2 separate regions of the Homo sapiens genome follow, and region 2 is linked to region 1. The links are chromatin contacts, found by Hi-C or POLR2A ChIA-PET in ENCODE. All regions are on one chromosome and are shown on one strand. Each heading gives the region's core, a stretch centred on a gene start or an enhancer-like site at or near the end of the contact. The rest is flanking DNA. Distances are from core to core; before and after follow the strand shown.

Region 1 (3,794 bases), core at 816-3,315:
CAGGTCAGGAAGAGACAGTGCCATCCCAGTAGCTTACCATCTTTTAAAACTCCTTAGTTCTATTTTTTAAAATGTTTCCCAGGGGGAGAAAAATGAACACCTCTGTAATAAAACAAAAAACAAAAAACAAAAAAAAACAGTAGTCATAATAATGAGAAAAGCCAAATAAGCACATGTAAGTGCATTTTTTTTCTTCGAGATTTATTTTTTGTTTGATGAATCTGACACCAGTCAGGGAGAGGAGAATGTTGTGACCCAGCAGAAAAATATGGCCCCAGAGGAGGGGCGGCTTCTTCCTGCCTGGGTGGGTTTGGTGCTGGGGTTGATTTGTTATTATTTTTTAATTTGTTGCTGGAAGGTTTTCTTTTGTTTACTTTTATAAATCTCTCCCCGGGCTTGCGAGCTTCCCCTCCCTCCCGCCTCCCCTTCCCCTGCCCCCAAATTTCATTTTTAAAAAGCGAGCTTGCTCGCCAGGTGTGTCCCCCAAGCTCTCACAGCTCTAATAAATAAGGAGCACCTGTAAAACAGTAGCTTGACTTGTGAAGTGACTCTGTACAAAGGAGAATCTAGAAATACAGTATGTACACCGCATCCTTGGGCCGTGGTGCTTCAAGGCTGGCGCCACACCGTCCTGGCCCTGCCCACCCGCAACTCGCCACCCCTCCTGCTGAGGCTCCGCGGCCTTGTGGGGCGGGGGCACCTGGACCCCTCCAGAGGGAACAATTGCTTTATTTGAGTTAGTAAACAGATACACTGAATCACAAGGTGATTTGATTTTTTTTTTTTTTAGTTTTCTTCCTTTTTTGATTTTTTTCTTAATTTTTTCTCTTCTTTTCTTTTTCTTTTTTTTTCTGTACTCATCAGAATGGGATACTCCACAACTGTCTCACCAACTCAGTGCCAGTACACATGCTCTAGAGGACTTCTGGACTCGCAGCTACAACTGTACAAGTGCACACAAGTGAATCTACCCTGTTATCCTCCACCCACTGATTGAGGATCGAATTGCACATTTCTCTTAACCATGACAGGAGAAAGCAAACAGTGAAACAGAATCATGGGTGATCTTTCTCACTTTCCCTCTTGTTTTCATTGGTTTGTCCATACCATTCTAATTATCATGAAAGGGCTCTGCATATAGAGAGATTGTCTCACTGACTTCCTGGATCACCGAAAACCATCAGGGTTGAAATTTCATCTGAGTCTTTCCTGACGCCCAGCAAATATTCCCCCTCGGATTATTTTACACCTTGAGGGCATTTTGGTCTTCAGTTCAACACTCTTGCTCTGTTCCCAAATGGGGCGCTATTTAGGGGAATTTAAAGAGAAAGCTGAGAAGAATAAACATTTACCGAGTTCTCTTGGCATTCAGTCTCTGAAAAACCACAGTATAAACTATTCATGCTGCTTCTTACATCTGTCAAATCGAAAATTAAAAGCCATAAAAGTGTAACACTGAAAATATGGCATCAAAAAGGATAAAGGTGGCCTTTGTAAAAATAACAAGAAAAGTATATTAGCCAATAAAATATTCTAACTCTTCATTTAAAAGTGCATCCCGGGCAGGACAGAGATGACTCTGAAGCATTGGGCCTCCAGGACCACCCCTCTCCGCCATCAAAACGTGAACAATATAGGTCCAAAACCGTACAATGCAAATCACAATTCTTAGTGTAGCAGCAAAACCACAGCAGTTTTTAAAAAGATTAAAAAAAGATTTTTTGTGTTCCAATCCATATCATCTTCCAGCCTCAGTCGCTGAGCCTTGAAGATGGGGCGGGGAGAATACCTACATTGGTCCTTGTGGCTTGTCGGTATTTCGTTTTTTTTAAAAGCCAGGGGTGAAATCCCTAAGTTCCTCTGGGGAGAAGCAGAGATGGTGGCAGCAGGAAGGCTGGGCCTGCTTGGTGGGTCCAAGATGCGCGGGCTTCTCTGGGCTAGAGGCCATCGAGGGAGGGCTGCTTCCTCTGAGATGCTTAATGACAGGAAGCGGCTTTATTTGCTTGAGTTTTAGCCAGAGGGGGTGGTGAGCTGACCAGCTGGTGTCATTGGATGGCGTGACATGGTTTGCTCTGCGCCCTCTCTCCATGAGCGTACCCTGTGAGTGAACGTTCCTGGAAAAAGAGCAGAAGGGGCTGTCAGAATCCACTGGACCGATCCCCCTCCCTCCGCCCAGCTGGGGAGAACCCAGGCATGAGTCAGACAGCAGCACACTCTCCAGCCGCCAGGGCAGACCTAGGATGAGCCCCAGAACCGCTGCAGCACAGCGTGATTTCAACAGGAGTTTCATTCACGGTCTGCTCAGGTCAGCCCTGCCAGCTTTGTGTGAGGAAATGAAACTCAAGTCGCTTTTTGGAATACCATAATGAGTAGGGTACACCACGCCCTCACCCAAAGACCACAGCATCCTTTGCAACCCAGCAACCCTCCCCCTCCACATGACTGCATGCTTAACCAGCAGGAGGCTTTTTTTTTTTTTTGAGACAGGGTCTCGCTCTGTTGCCCAAGCTGGAGTGCAGTGGTGCAACTGGCTCACTGCAATCTCTGCCTCCCAGTTTCAAGTGATTCTCCTGCCTCAGCCTCCCAAAGTGCTGGGATTACAGGCATGAACCACCGCATCCAGCCCCAGCAGGAGGTCTTTTGAGTCACCCAAGGTCACTCCAAAGCCAGGCAAGGTCACGGAGGACCCTGGAGCTCCTGACCTCACTCCTGTAACCCCATGTCTCAGCTCTGGTATTTGCTGAAAAGAGGGCCAATAGATTCACTTTTTGGCAAGTGGAAAATTACCATGGACACATATACCTATCTTCAGAAGTTTCCCACAAAGGCAACTAAGCTGGAAGAAATGCTTGCTTTTCTCCGTGTGTGGGTCTTGCCTGTAAAAGGTGAGCCATTCACATCTCTTCACATCCAAAACAAACAGTAGCACTGGACTGGAAGAAAATAAATCAACCAAGAGCCTTGGGGTCCCAGGGCAGAGGCTCTGAACAGGATTTTCCACCAGGAAAGTCAGTTTCTGGGGAATGCTCATCCCAACATTCACCGAGATATGAGGCTCTGCCTCTTGATACCTGCAGCCTTCTTTCATTTGCCGCCAGTCACTTGGTTTGAAATAGAGCTTCCTGAGGCCACTCAGTCAGTTCTGGGAGCAGCCACTTAGAAGTCTGCCAACTGCATGGTAAAGCCCCAGAGGTCAGGGGCTTGTCTGTTTTGCTCGTGTCTCTACACCCAACTCGTAGCTCAGAGTCTGGCCCGCTGTGGGCGCTCGACACACTTTGATCACATGAGTGGGTCAGGCGCCTCTCTTCTGCCATGCCCCAAAACAGCACCTTTTCTTCCTGCCAATAAATGAGGCTGTCAGAAATGTGAATGGGTAAAATTTGGCTAAGGTGAGGTGGTGACAGAGGACTTGTAAACATCTTTACAACTGTTGAGATTATTCTTAGAACAATGAACAAATAACTTCAGAGAGGTGATAGAATGTAGGACTTGAAGGGACCCCAGAGATAATACAGTACCATTTCCTCATTTTATAGTGAAGAAATGGAGCCACAAAGAGACCTGGAAGCTTGCTTGGAGTGTTTATAACATGAATTTAGCAAGAGCAAGAGGAGGTCAAATGCCCATTGGGAGGACTAAGTGGAAGCTTGTGCTTTGAACCCTGCTATCTAAATCCTGGTGTTAATGGCAACAATAATCAGCAGCAGCCAAAAACAAGGTTTGAAAGTTTCACTGTGCACGACAGGAAATGCCTGAGTTCCCCCAATCACATTAAATCACCAGATCTGTGTGTA
Region 2 (3,794 bases), core at 582-3,081, 130 kb before region 1:
AGGGATGATTGAGGAGAGAAAGAGAATAGTCCACTTCTGGCCAGTACTTCCCTTTGAGGGTTAAGAATTCGCTTTTGACCTTGGTCTTGCAGTACTTGTGAAGCCTGCGGAACCAACAGGCTGTGTAAGAGTGGCCACTGAGGGACATGGGCCAGAGAAGTAGTGACCTGCCCACAGTGTCCCTGGTGGAGCAACGCTGGGACTGTGCCTATCAGGACAGCTGAGAAGCCTTTGTGATACTTGGTGACCAGAAGCAAATTAGGCTGCATTTTGTCTTCTTTCCTGTAAGTCAGGGAAACACACACTGGGGGAGAGTTTTCCTATGCTCCTTGCTCCAGCCCCCACTCTTTCACCCATTCTGTTCTCAGACCTGGTGACATTTTACTTTCCTAGTATTTGAAGACCCTGGGCTTTTTCTTTGTGAAATAAGAGGGGAGAATAAACCGGTGTGTAGTGACTGTACATACAATGATGGCGACAGTGTCAGGCACCACCAGTACCCTAGCCTTCCTCCCTGGCTCACAGCTTTCTAGAGAGCTCTAAAACCCTCCCTAATACCAGGGTGTTGGTAGCAGCTTCACCCCCATGAGATGGGCATCATCTAGATGGGAGACAAGACTAACGTGATGCTCTGTAGAAAAAGATGAGGAATGTCGCATTGTCTGGATGGGTGTATTTCTTTTGCTTGGCAAATAAAAAGAAATGATCTGTCTTTATGTTGCCTTTAGGGACACTGCAAACAAGATGGTTGGAAATAGAGTTTCTATTGACTCTCTGTTCTCTACAAAGAGAACAAAAGAAAATAATTACCCAGGAAGAATAGTAATTTGTATCACACAGGGTTTACCAATTATGACAGGATCTCATGGTCATTTTCTCATGGGATCCTTATGGCAGCCTGGTGACATGGCTCTGGCAAGTACTGAAGTCTCCGTTTGACAGGGCAGGACACTGATACCCAAGAGTCACTCTGCTATTCTGCTTACTGCCCACTGCAATGCAAAGCCAGCTTTCCTGGTCCTTGCAGAAACATGGTCCTTGTCTATTGGGGAAGCAAAGCTTTCAGCTACCAAATGTGGAGAAACAAAATCAATTTCACGATAACTGTGCACTTGCTCTTGCCTTTTACCTCTAAATGCATCTTTCCTTGACCTGCACAAGAGGTGAAGGCATTGGTCCTGGTGCTGTTTTCATGTTTATTTTCTGCTGATTGTTCCCTGGGTCCGAGGTGGTATCTTTCTTAGACAGTTCTTGGAGGGCAAACATTGGGTTGCTATGTGTCATTACATAGCAGTAACAAAGTGTTTTAGATACTTCAGTGTTTTCCAAAGAGTATCATATGAAGGTATCATAGTTACACATTTCTGTACTTCAGGATGAGCATCTATATGCCTGAAAATCTGTGTGAAAATGTCTGTTGGAATTCCTTGAAGAATTCACAACCCCACCCCCGCAAGACTGGTGAATGGATTCCTACTTGGCAAGGTGCCGACTTGGAGAGTTGTGATTTGTGTTATTTGAATCTTGTTGCTTTATTGTTGAAGTTGTAAGAATTTTTATTAGCAAAGTATGTGAAAGGAATCTAGCTATACTGTTGGTTTATATTACAAAAAATCATCTTGAAAAGAGAATTTGCTTTATAGATAAAGATTGAACTAGAAACAACCCAAACACCAAACCACCAGCGCTTTCTCAAAACTAAATGTAAAGTATAAATAGAGAACAAAACAGGAAATAGTGGTTTGCAAAAATATATATATATGTGTGTGTGTAGCTGCATTCTAAGGTGTCTTTCCTTACACTGTGGGATGTGAGTGCCGAGGCTGAGTGACAGTCGCAGCTGCTGCCTCCTTAGCAGAGACAAGTGTCTCGCAGCAATTGCTGTCTTACTGCTGCCTGCAACCACTCTTTAGCAATCTTCAAAAAAAAATTCGGATCAGCTCTGTAGGCAATAAATAATTATGTTGTTCTATTCACCCGGTTATTTCATGCCCAGAGAGTTGACTGGGTTACTTTATACCATCCAAGCTTTCATGTTGTATCAGTCCCATTTCTTTATATCCTATAGAGACATGGAGATGTGGCCTGAAGGATCAGATTTCTCTCCTGTCCCCCAGCCAGCTCTGTTGCCAGCTCTCTGAATTCTGTCCAGGGCCGACACAGGGAGACAGCTGTAGGGAGTTATGCAGAGAGCTCTGGGGTGGAATCTACCCTCTGCCCACTAATGGGTGATCTCATGTAGCCTCTCTGGGCCTTAGCTCCTCATCTGGAAATCCGAGGACAGTAATGCTTATCTCAAAACCATTGTGAAAATTAAAAGAGATGAAGTAGGCGAAGAGCCATCTTGGCAGCATGGGATGCTCTGCGTCTTATTGCAGTGGCCTTGTTGTTGGAAAGTGGTTGCTGAGTCCTCTGCAGGTAAATTTCTGAGCCTGGTGGCCACTACTAAAAACAAAAGACAAGTACCCTGGGCTGGACTCTGCTGCCTCAGTGCTAAGGAATAGGAGGAGTCCTGGAAGAGGGCTGGGACACTGATCGTCCATTCATTTGTTCATACATCATTTATTTAATAAATATTTGTCAATCCTTAAGATGTGCCAGACACTGAACCAGGTGGGGATAGATGGAAGAAGACACAGAGCCTTCTCCAAGGAGCTCAAGCATATTAGAACAGAGAGACAGGGATGCCAATAAACAGAATAACATGTTGTAGGTGCTGTGATAGAAATGGGTCAATTACAGCCACAAGAAAGGATGTAGAATAGAAAGATTCTGTCCAAGTAGCAATTTTCAGGCAAGACTGTGGGGGAGGAGCCTCTGGAAAGCCACTTCCTTGAGAAACACAAATTTTTGTAGGTGGCTCCTTTTCATCTAGCCAGGGGAAACCACTCACATTTCAGGCAGAAACTGACACTGGTGGGAGAGAGGATAAGCTCCCTCTTGCTGAGCAAAGAACAAGTAATGCCTCTTCTTTGACTCCAACCTTAGACAAAACCATGAGTGGGGGCCCCAGATTAGAAGCTTCTGAGACCTGCTGCGATCCAACTCACTTGAGTTCTCATTGTAGCTTTGATTCAGATTAGAAGCAGGTCAGTTTCATTATTCCAGAAGACTTTCTTAGACTTGGAAATAATAATGAAAGCCTTCTGGAATGAGCTAGGAGTAGGGAAAGTGGGACTGCAGGGCTGCACACAGGGGAGCCTTCAGCCTAGCTGTCCTAGATGTCCTCTAGGGTTGGTAGCAAAATGGGAGCACCCCAAGGCCCCCTTGGAGTACTAGGCTGCAAGGAGCTAGTGAGGGTGAGGTGCGGAGGAGCTGTCAGGCAGGGTATGCGCCAGGCTCTGCCCCTCCCTTGGCTGTTTTGTGGCCCTGGAAAACCTCAGCCTCGTAGGACCTCTCTTTTTTTCTGAGCATCCTGGGCTCTTAGGTCATTATCCGTGAGATACTAGTTGCTTCAGAACTGTCCTCCTGCCATATCATGTACAGATGTCTCCTCTCCCTTACTAGCTATTTAACTTCTCAAAGTCAGGAGGGGAGTGCAGAGGACAGGCTCCACCACAGCACCCCGGTGACCTTGCACATCTCCACATGGGCCACATAGGCAAGGCTGGACCACGGCTGATCTCAGTCCTGGAAGAGTGACCTGTGATCCTCTCTGAGCATGAGAGTGTGGGAGGCTTGGGAGGTGCTACTACAAGGCCATTGGCCACTCACCCCTCTATCCACCCAGGAGGCTGTCACTAGATGTTTCTCACTGCCTTCTGGGTGCTTAGGAGATGGGAGGCTTTCTGCCT

The links. Hi-C counts contacts between places; a loop is a spot of excess contacts on that map. ChIA-PET counts read pairs that join two places held with the same protein, here RNA polymerase II (POLR2A). Pooled maps may share reads with other maps.
Region 2: a loop to region 1 is called in a pooled map, with 3 times the contacts of the local background. The contact joins two enhancer-like sites. A Hi-C loop is called at or near these places in 2 of 50 pooled maps. POLR2A ChIA-PET finds 5 or more read pairs at or near these places in 2 of 52 experiments (activated T-cell and naive thymus-derived CD4-positive, alpha-beta T cell).

The regions. Positions count from the first base shown.
Region 1 is chr6:107,656,527-107,660,320 of GRCh38, reverse strand. SOBP (sine oculis binding protein homolog) reads right to left here. Exons shown (of 7, transcript NM_018013.4): 7 at 1-2,114. Among named protein-coding and RNA genes, the nearest start is that of SCML4, 170 kb to the left of the region's middle. RefSeq lists enhancers at 1,987-2,176, 1,638-2,214, 2,417-2,466, 2,215-2,792. Within about 2 kb of position 2,065, at least 21 of the 41 ENCODE cell types and tissues checked have a DNase peak (open chromatin) inside an H3K27ac peak, as active enhancers do.
Region 2 is chr6:107,785,433-107,789,226 of GRCh38, reverse strand. The region is part of intron 1 of SCML4 (Scm polycomb group protein like 4); the gene reads left to right. Among named protein-coding and RNA genes, the nearest start is that of SCML4, 37 kb to the left of the region's middle. Within about 2 kb of position 1,831, at least 5 of the 41 ENCODE cell types and tissues checked have a DNase peak (open chromatin) inside an H3K27ac peak, as active enhancers do.